2 separate regions of the Homo sapiens genome follow, and region 1 is linked to region 2. A link is a loop called in an ENCODE intact Hi-C map of the cell type or tissue named here. Cell type or tissue: endothelial cell of umbilical vein. All regions are shown on one strand. Each heading gives the region's core, and the rest is flanking DNA. Links, peaks and the distances in the headings are about the cores only. Region 1 overlaps LOC107985960 (a long non-coding RNA gene). Region 2 has its middle 97 kb from the start of DLX2-DT.

What was found. Hi-C counts contacts between places; a loop is a spot of excess contacts. Peaks named below come from ENCODE experiments on the same cell type or tissue, not always from the same donor. Only the 100,000 strongest peaks of a DNase experiment are listed, where the experiment ranks them.
Region 1: a loop joins it to region 2, with 12 times the contacts of the local background. A loop is called at or near these places in 4 of 110 quality-filtered maps.

Annotation. Positions count from the first base shown.
Region 1 is chr2:172,285,750-172,291,133 of GRCh38, forward strand. All of the region lies in intron 2 of LOC107985960 (a long non-coding RNA gene), which reads left to right. Among named protein-coding and RNA genes, the nearest start is that of ITGA6, 140 kb to the right of the region's middle. In endothelial cell of umbilical vein, for the core only: no CTCF peak of the experiment used is centred there; DNase peaks (open chromatin) are centred at 2,102 and 2,882; H3K27ac peaks cover 3,082 bases.
Region 2 is chr2:172,197,635-172,203,018 of GRCh38, forward strand. No RefSeq gene overlaps it. Among named protein-coding and RNA genes, the nearest start is that of DLX2-DT, 97 kb to the left of the region's middle. In endothelial cell of umbilical vein, for the core only: a CTCF peak has its summit at 3,082 (motif pointing right); a DNase peak (open chromatin) is centred at 3,107.

The DNA.
Region 1 (5,384 bases), core at 111-5,110, 88 kb after region 2:
TGGCACAACATGCTGTTGGTGTGGGTGAGGTCGGGTAGTTTGGAGTCAGATCAGCCTGGTTTCAAATCCTGCTGTCCCTCCACTTCTGTGATCTCTGCAAATTACTTGTTTTGCACTATTGTTTCTTTCCTTCCTTCCTTTTGATCTCCGCAAATCACTTAACTTTTTTTTGAACTACTGTTTGGTTTAGTTTCCTTCCTTCCTTCCTTGCTCTCTCTCTCTCATTCTCTCGCTCTCGCTCTGTCTCTCTCTCTCTCGTCTCACTCTTCACCCAGGCTGGAGCGCAGTGGCATGATCTTGGTTCACTGCAACCTCCTCCTCCCAGGTTCAAGCGATTCTTATGCCTCAGCTGCCCCTCCAACACAACGGCTGGTTAATTTTTGTATTTCAGTAGAGACGGGGTTTGACCATGTTGGCCAGGCTGGTCTGGAAATCCCAACCTCAAGTGATCTGCCCGCCTCAGCCTCCCAAAGTGCTGGAATTACAGGCGTGAGCGACCGCACCCGGCTGATCAGGTTTATATTCTGTAAATGGGATGCCTTCTAATTATTTCTTGTAAACTGTGGAATGACTGAACTGATCTTAACATTTCAGTTAACCAACGCAACAAGTAATGCAGCTGTGTGATTTTGAGACAAGTTACTTAGCCCCTCTGTGCCTCAGTTTCCTTATCTGTTCATAAAACAAGTATATTAGACTAGAGATTATTTTCATTCCTAAATTTTGTGATGTTATAGGGCTGTTCCTGAGTGAAATTTCACAGAGGAAAGGATGTACCTCTCAATGGCTGCCATAGCTCATATTGTGGCTTTTATGTTTGAAAAGAGACTTTCATTTTGGAAGGTGGGCGTGGTGGTTGTGATGTCCTGCAGTTTGAAGGAACAAGGCTAACAATCAGAGGGCCTGAATTAGGTACTGGCTCCACTATTTAGTGGCCGGAAAACCTTACAGGCAGAATCATTCCCTGGAAATAAAGCTCCCCTGGATACTATCTGTTCTGTATGAGCATCTGTTCCTCTCCCATGAAATGGACATAACTGTCAGTACCTTATCTGTTGACTTCCCAAGGTGGAGTGAGAATCACATTAAATCATTTACTCAGTCAGCTTGCACTATGCAGAAGATTTTTGGCATTTTGGTGGTATAAACCATAGGTGTGCATATAGCTCAAAAGATTCTATGCTGTGATTCTAATGAACTCTCAAACTCTTTAGATCCCAATTTTACACTGGAGCAGTGACCGTGCTTCTTGGCTGATCTCTTGGCTCTCCCTCTCCTCCATGTCCTTCCTCTACCTTCTAAAGGACGAACTGTTCATGGCTTAATAGCAACCACAGTCTACAATTTATATTCCAGAACTTTTCTCGCTTGCTAAGAAATAACTTCCATTGTTTCTATAACAAGGGAAGTAAGCAAATGACTTGAGGGGCACAGAGGTGAGTTCTGAGTTAAGTATAGGCCTGCCAGGAGTTGGCTTTCCATGAGCAAAACCCAAATTTTCATTCAGATAGAGTATTAGCTCAGAAATCAGAACACCTACTGATCCTCAGTAGGCAACATGAATTAGGCATAAATAAATAAATAAATAGGCTGATTTATTGTTCCTTGACAATGTGGTTTAATTTTTAAATCAAAAGGAAATAATGACTATTTCAAACTAAATGTATGGACTCTTCCTGTTTTTTCCCTCTGATATAAAATTCCATAGGTCTTACTCATTCTTTTTTTTTGTTTAATTTAGCATCCAACCTTTATTTTTATTTTTTTGCTTTAGAACCTTTTTTTTCATGTATACTTTAAGTTTTAGGGTACATGTATACAGGTCTTACTCATTCTTATTGGTGATCCAATTTGAAGTACCAATAGATTAAATGATTTTCCTAAACTGGTGAGTGTCTCTCACAAAATCCATCAGAGCTGGGGCCTGATCCCTGGGCTCTGTTCCTAATGACCATCCTACATGTCTCTATAAATAGACCATTATCAAATGGTTTTTACCGAGCTTGGATTGGATGACAATCATGACTCTCAATTTTCCTTCCTTCCCTCTCATCTGATTTTAAATTATCTCTGACAGTCAGGATGTGATAAATCTACTGTGTTCAGAGTTCGGAGTTCTGAACACAATTTTCCAACATAAGGAAGGCTAGAAATACATATTTGAGACAAAACATGGAAATCCTACCAACTGCTGGTGAATTCCCTTTGAGTTTCTCTCTTCCCTTTCAGGAAATGTTCCTTGGGTCTCCTGTCCTTGTTAGCACCAGCTTCTCCGGTCTGGTTCCAAATCATCACCTTGGCAACATCACTTCCCACGGTCCACAAAGCTTTGGACAGCCAGTCTCTATTTTGCCTTTATCGCCTATATGTTGGCCAGTAGGGTAGAGAAGTCCATGACCTTGCTCATCCCAGCTTTGTTTTGTCCAAACTCTTTTGTGCAAAGAGGAAAACCAGGATTTTAAATCATGCACTGGGCTGTGCTGACACGGTGCCCAGCAAAATAAATCACAACCCCTTTATTTTAGAGCAGCTGGAAATGGACACTTTTAATGGACAGGGGAGTCTGGCCAAAACAGGACTGGGATGAGACAGGATCATCATTTTAGAATGCTGATTTTGCAGGGAGAATGTCACTTCTCTGTTTTTATACATCCTGAGTTTTCTTCCCTTATAGGCAGCTGCTGAGCTGAAGGTGTTTCTGCAGCAAGCGTCCCACTCTCATCTGCATGCTGACTACACAGACTGGGCAAAGTCTGTATCTTTCCAGTCTGTGTGCACACAGGCTAATTTGTCATTAGCTCTGCAAAAGTCATGAGAGGAGGTTTAATTTAATAAATTAAAATATAATCCCCAAACACAAGTTTATAACCAACACTTTCATGTGCATTGAGCAAGGCTTTTTCACTTAGTTGTAAAGGGGAAAAGAACTAACACTTACACTGAGGGCCCACTAAGTCTCACAACATTGTGAGACAGGTACTATTTTGTCCCAACACCTAGCTCCTCTGGGCATTGTGCCAAATGGTGGTGGTGACGATGGGTGTTGATACTGGCAAGCAGCAGGAAAGGGGTTTCAGAGACTGCTTGCCACTGAGTCATCCTGGGAGTCATCTCTGGATAAATGGGTATGACCAACAGCACTGTGATGGTCAAGGGTACCAGCATGACACCTGTATAACTCCATCAAATTATGTTGGACTCAATTTTGTGCCTACCTTGAGGGATAATGTTGATTCAATCACTCATATCTTGCAGTTACACTATGATTTTTTTTTTTTTTTTGAGACAGAATCTTGCTCTGTTGCCAGGCTGGAGTGCAGTGGCGCGATCACGGCTCAGTGCAACCTCCACCTCCTGGGTTCAAGGGATTCCCCTGCCTCAGCCTCCCGAGTAGCTGGGACTACAGGCGCACGCCAACATGCCTGGCTAATTTTTTGTGTTTTAGTAGAGATGGGGTTTCACCACGTTGGCCAGGATGGTCTCAATCTCCTGACCTGGTGATCCGCCCACCTCGGCCTCCTAAAGTGCTGAGATTACAGGTGTGAGCCATCACACCCGGCCAACACCATGATTTTTAAAATAAGACCAAGTTTCGATGTCTCTGAGGGTATCAGATGCATCAAAGGGGCTTGGACACTTGAGTATGGATGCACCCATGAAACCTGACTGTCCATTTTGTCTGGCTGATAACAGCTTAGGGGTGGGAGAAAAAAATCATCCTCTGCAGGAAAGATCTACACCCAAGAGGCAGCAAGGTATAGCAGTTATAAGCACAGATTTGGGGTATAGAATTTGGATTCAGATTGAGATTTATCATCCAAATTCTCTTACTTATTTCATGTGTGACATTAGGTGAGTTATTTAACCTCTTGATGCCTCACTTTCTTCAGCTATGAAATGGAGATGATATATATAGTGCTTATCTTCCATAGGAGTTACAAATATTAAATGAATTAATATATATAAAGCATTTAAAGCAGTGCCTGGGCAGCCAGTCTCTATTTTTCCTTTATTGGCTATATGTTAGCCAATAGGGTACAGAAGTCCATGACCCTACTCATTACAGCTTTGTTTTGTCCAAACTCTTATGCAAAGAGGATAACCAGGAGTTTAAATTATGTGCTGGGTTGTGCTGGCATAGTACCCAGCAAAATAAATCACAACTCCTTTATTTTAGAGCAGCTGGAAATGGACACCTTTAATGGACTGGGGAGTCCATTTAGCAATGTCAATATGTATTTGCTATTATTGTTGTTGTGACACTGGTATCAGTTTACTGGGGCTCCCATAACAAAGTACCACAGACTAGGTGGCTTAAATAATATAAATTTGTTTTTGCACAGTTTTGAAGACCAGGCATCCAAGATCAACGTGTCAATAGGGTTGGTTCCTTTAAAGGTCCACAAGAGAAGGATGTGTTCCAGGCCTTTCTCCTTGGCTTGAAGATGACCATCTTTCCCTGTCTTTTCATATCATCTTTCTTCTGCATGCCATCGGTGTCCAAATTTCCTCTTCTTATAAGGACACCAGTCATATTGGATTTGGGCTCACTCTTGAAGACCCTATCTTCAAAAAGGTCACATTTTGAGGTACTAAGGTTTAAGACCCCAATGTATGAATCTTTGGGGGACATAATTCTGCCTGTAATAGTGCCTAAGCAAGGCTTTTGGTGAAACTCACTTTCAGAGTAGATTTTGTTCTTACAGTGTTGCCTGTTTTTTCCTTTTTTGAGTAATCATTGTAAATTTTCTGCCTTTCTCATATTATCTCCTACTTTTAAACTATTTTAAAAAATCTAAATAAGTATCTTGGTCAAAGTTCTATAGATGCTGAGCTGGGTGTGGTTTTGGCATCTGTAGTCCCAGTTACTTGGGAGGCTGAGGTGGGAGGATCTCTTGAGCCCAGGAGTCCAAGAACAGCCTGGGCAACATAGTGAGAGCTTATCTCTTAAAAAGAAAACAAACATTCTATGGATGCTGAATAGAATGGATTCAATGGTATCTTCCCCAAAGGAAAAAATCCATGAAATGGATTTTTTTTTTTTTACCATTCAAATGGTAACCTAATACCTAAATTTAGGAGCAGTGTCATTTTAATACATTTAAACTTTTTTTGTTGGATCCAGCTTTATTATGTTATTATTGATAACAACCATAAGTAATCACTTTTTCAATGGATTTCTTAACTAATTCAGTTAAAAAATGCTATGTCACTCCAGTCACTAAATGTTGGTGGCCTGCATGATTCATTACCTGTGTTTGTGAGCAGGGACTGGTCAGGTCTGGCGAGTACTAGGAGAATTCACTTGGGGTTTGACTGGTCCACAGATTAGCCACTCAGGCTGTGTGTGTTAGGTAAGAGTTTTTGAGTGGCAAATATCAGAA
Region 2 (5,384 bases), core at 202-5,201:
TATTTTTCCAGAAGAAAAACTTCTAACAGAAAATATCCAGATTTTGTGAGGCAGGACTAAGGAGAGAGTTTAGCTCTATGGTGTCTAAAATGGTAGTTCTTGTTTTTGTTTTTATTTTTATTTTTATTTTGAGATGGCGTTTCGCTCTTGTTGCCCAGGCTGGAGTGCAGTGGCGTGATTTCAGCTTACTGCAACCTCTGTCTCCTAGATTCAAGTGATTCTCCTGCCTCAGCCTCCCACGTAGCTGGGATTACAGGCACCCACCACCATGCCCGGCCACTTTTGTATCTTTAATAGAGATGGGGTTTCACCATGTTGGTCAGGCTGGTCTTGAACTCCTGACCTCAAGTGATCTGCCCACCTCGGCCTCCCAAAGTGCTAGGATTACAGGTGTGAGCCATGGGACCAGGCCTAGAATGGTAGTTCTTAGCCATGTCTGCGCACTAGAATCACTTGGAAAACTTTCTGAAAAATACTGGTGCTTGCAATCTTTAAAGACTAGGAGCAGACCAGTGCTGCCTGGGGCTGGGGTGAGGATGGGGGCTAACTACACATTGGCACTAGGAGACTTGTTGGGGAGAAGGGAAGGTTCTACATATTCTAGATTGTGCTGCTGATTATACAACTATATATCTTAATAAAAAATCATTACACTTACAAGGGTGAATTTTATGGTATGCAAATTATATCTTAATAAAACTCTTAAAAAAGCCGGCCTAGGTGTCACTTCAGAGTAATTAAGTCAGAATCTCTAGAGGTAGAACCTTGGCAACTTTTTCAAAAGTTTCCTAAGTGCAGCCTGGGGAGGAATAACCACTGGCCTAAAACCTTGTTTGCCTCAGTAAGACAATCCTGCCCTAAGGCCAAGAACCTTCCAGACAAATACTACTTAGTAACGCAATTTGGGTTTTCTGAGTATCCCTTAGAGTAATTAAGGCTCCTAAGACTTAGATATGAAGATGGCTGATGCATCTGGCCTACAGTTCTATGGTGAAAATATAAGCAAATGACTGGATGAGTTATTGTAATTTTTTCTGGGGAAACGCCCCTCCTCACGTGCCTGGTGATTATCTGCCTAGTCAGGGCCAGGACGAGGGTAAGGCAAGTGAAACACTCACTTTAGGCACAAAATTTAAGGGGGATACCAAAAAAACTCAATAAATGAGATAAATACTATTGTAGGGCAATCAAAATTGGTAAAAAAAAAATATTGATGATGAACAGAATATCAACATATTAAATAAAGGCAGGATCCTTCTAGTCTCCCCAAGAAGGTGTGGTATCTGTCCTCTCCTCCTCAGAGTCAGGGCCACATTTAGCTGGTTCTGTAAGAAGGGCCTGATGGCTGTCTGGGCCTGAAACAGGAGGACTCACCCCCAGTCCTTGCTGCTGCTGTTGTGCCTGTGGGTGCACAGATGTCCTGTCTTTCTTCTTGTTGAAAGATAAGGCAGCCAGCTTTCTGGAGACCTGTGGGTTCCTGAAATACCACAAATGTGCACTGAGCCCTGACTGGGTAGTAAGAAACAATTCCTTACTCTCCTTTTTTCTCCCCAGGGCACGGGAGAGTAGGTGTGGTCTCCAAGGTTGTCTGTGCTTCTATTTGTATTCTGTAGGCCTCTGTCTCTCTATAAAGAATCCCTTCTTGGTATCCAAACCTGGAGCTAGAAAATAAGTCTCTAGTTCATAAATTTATGGTATCATCCAGGGGATGGATCCAGGTTTTCTGGAATGTGAAGCCTATCTCATTTTGGAGGATTTCCTTAAGAAAAATAATACAAATTTATAAATACAAAATTAAATTTAGGGCTTTGGAAGGGGCCCCTTGCAAATGAAGGGCACTTAAGCTACATTACCCTTATGGCAAAATTGTCTCTGATCTCACTTTAATATTTTATTTTCCTTATAGCATTGCAGGATTTCTTTCTGCAATTCACAGCTCCATCTGCCCAGAGGCCTTAGGAGTATGTCTCAAGTCTTGTCTTTCAATTTCCTTTTTTTGAGACAGAGTCTTGCTCTGTCGCCCAGGCTGGAGTGCAGTGGCGCAATCTCGGCTTACTGCAACCTCCGCCTCCTGGGTTCACACCATTCTCCTGCCTCAGCCTCTCCGATTAGCTAGGACTACAGGCACCTGCCACCACGCCCGGCTAATTTTTTTGTATTTTTAGTAGAGATGGGGTTTCACTGTGGTCTTGATCTCCTGACCTCATGATCCGCCCGCCTCAGCCTCCCAGACGGCTGGGATTACAAGCGTGAGCCACCACGCCCAGCTGTCTTTCAATTTCATAATTCCAAAAGCCCTAGTATTTTTTCTTTTGTGAGATAGCGAAATACTTAAGAGAATTAGTTATAGCATCGAACTGGCTGATTTTATATCCTGGCTCTGCCAAACTACTTGTATGAGTTGGGAAAATTATTTAGTCTTTTTGCCTCTATTTTGGGCTCTGATCTTACCTCATAGGGTTTTGTTGGGGAAGGACTAAATGAGATAATGTGTATGTGGGGTGAAGAACAATCCCAGACAGATAGAAGACAATAAATGTTAGGTAGTGTATCAGCCAGGATTCTTGGTTGTAAGCAACAGAAACTTACTCTGGTTTCCTTAAGTGGAAAAGGAAATTATTGGATGGATGTTAGTTCACAGAATTGGCAGGAAGTTTGGAAAAGCAGATGCTGAAAATAGGAAAGTACTAAGAGAGGCCAGGCAGCAGAAATAATCTGATGAGGGCATTCTGTTGCTGCTGCTAGACCCACATACCACTGCTGGATTCTGCCATTGCTGCAACCCTAATTTACCCATCCCTTCTTCATGGGGTCCCTTACTTAAGATTCAAAATCAATGGTAATCCCAACTTGCTGAGTCCCAAGGTTAGAGAGATGCAGTTCTCTCCATGTTAAATTCTGTAGTAGAAGTTGGGGTATCTTACAGTGAGGGATTCTACCCAAATAGGAAGATGGTGTGGTTGTTGGGGAACAGAAATCTCCCAAACTAATCCTATTGTTTCTGTAGTGATTCCGTTGCTGTATTATTAATAGTTAATGCCTAATAGAACTATGCTGCAGTATGAGATTCTGCCAGTAGGTGCCACTCTTTGACATGAGCATGTACCTTAACCTCTTAACTCCTCAAAAGTAATCGGCTATTTTTTCCACTGAAATCAAACTGTGATGATCAATTCTTAGGTTACAGAAAATGGATTCAGATGGTCAATTCTTAGGTTACAGAAAGTGGATTCAGTTCTCTTAAGTGAAAGCTTGCTGTCCATAAATTTATGTTAATTCTTTGGTACCTATTGCTATTTATCTGACAATAAATAAGAGCATCTAGTAAATTAAACAATGGAAAAACACAGTACAGCTAATTCTTTTATGATGTGCTTTCAGAATTATAACATTATATTGCTTCTACATAAAATATTATTTTCTGCTAGAAGTATTTCCTGGAACATGATGGAATTAGATCAGTGAAACATGGCATTTCCCGAAGACCAGGCATAGGTTGGTGTTATTTGAAGAGCACTGTGAAAACATAAGTTCTCCAAAGGCGAGTATTCCATCTCCTGTTTATCAGTGCATACTCTGCGTAGTTCTCAATACATAGTAGGTACACAGTTAGCTGTTAAATAAATGGGGGAAGGAAGGAATGAGCATTGCAGGTTGTAGGTGCGGTACTGTCTGGTCCCATGTGAGAATCATTGCCAGTCTGAAAAGTCCTTAACCTTGAGCTTTGACTCAGGTCCCAGTTTATGGGTGTGATTTCTTTCCATTCATTTATTCGTTTGCTATTTTTTTCATATCTTCAACCAAAATACACTGATTACTTACCAGACAGCAGCACTGTGCCAAGTACAGCTGGGAAGATTTGTCAGCAGAGTCTCTTGCCTTTGTGGATTTCATGTTTGAGTTTAGGAACAGACACACAAAGAGAACTACAAAATAGTGGGGTCAACTCAAGGATAGAAATATGTACATGGTATTAGGACAATTCAGAAGAAGGGTGCCTCCCCCAGCCTGGGAGGGTCAGAGATGATCTTTAGGAGGATAAAAACCTAAACTGAATTTTAAAGGGATTCTTCAAAATATCTGACATGTACATAAAAATCAATGTACATTTTAATTGGTCTCATAGGTTTGATATTGTAGACATCACTATGAAGTGAAGAACCTAGTGCAGTGCCTGGAACATGGTAGCTGCTCAGTAATGAACAGTTGTGGGTTAATTAATTAAAGAATACTTGTACTATCTAGGCTGGTGTAATCCACAGTATGCTCTTAAATATAGGATTGATTTTCTAGTACACATGAATTGAAACTTATGGATTTAATTCCCACATCATCTGGTTAGTACACACAGGAAAAGCTTCTGTTTCAAGGTCACAAAATTGAACCTCAAAGCCCATCTGATCCCAAGAACAGCAGCAGTAGAGTGCAATGGCTTACGACAAATCCATCATCAGTACTAGAAAAAGTGAGGAACAGTGTGGGTGCTCCTATCCTCATCAGGTTCCCATCTATGTGGGCATCAGTGTGGAAGATATTCTTTATTTTGAAGACAGAAAATCAACCAATAGCTGTGCTGGAAGGGCCAACTAGAATATTTATTAATTAGATTAAGATTACATTTTTATTCCTTACAATGAATGCTTACATCTATTCCTATAATAAAAGAGTCCCCAAAGAAATCTTGATTAAAATCTATTAGCATATGGAAGTATATTTGCCTTGTTGCAAGGGGAAAATGTTGTCTGAAAGTTTTTTCTTTTGATATATGAAAAAATCTCAACATTACTAATCATTAGAGAAATGCAAATTAAAATGACAATGAGATATCATCTCACACCAGTCATTATGTTTATTACTAAAAAGTCAAAAAGCAACAGATGTTGGGGAGGATGTGAACAAAAGGGAATGCTTATACTCTGTTGGTAGGAATATAAATGAGTCCAACCTTTATGGAAAACAGTATGGAGATTTCTCAAAGAACTGAAAATAGATCTACCATTGGATCCAGCAATCCTGCTGCTGAGTATCTACCAAAGGAAAATAAACCATTATGTAAAAAAGATACATGCACTTGTGTGTTCATTGCAGCACTATTCACAATAGCAAAACTATGGAATCAGGCTGCGCGTAGTGGCTCATGCCTGTAATCTCAGCACTTTGGGAGACCAAAGTGGAAGGATCCCTTGAAGCCAGGAGTTCAAGACCAGTCTGGGCAACTGAACAAGACTTCATCTCTACAAAAAATAAAAGATTAGCTGGGTGTGGTGGCTCATACCTGTAGTCCTAGCTGCATGGGAAGCTGAAGCAGAAGGATTGCTTGAGCTTGGGAGTTCAAGGTTATAGTGAGCTATATTCAGGGCACTGCATTCCAGCCTGGGCAACAG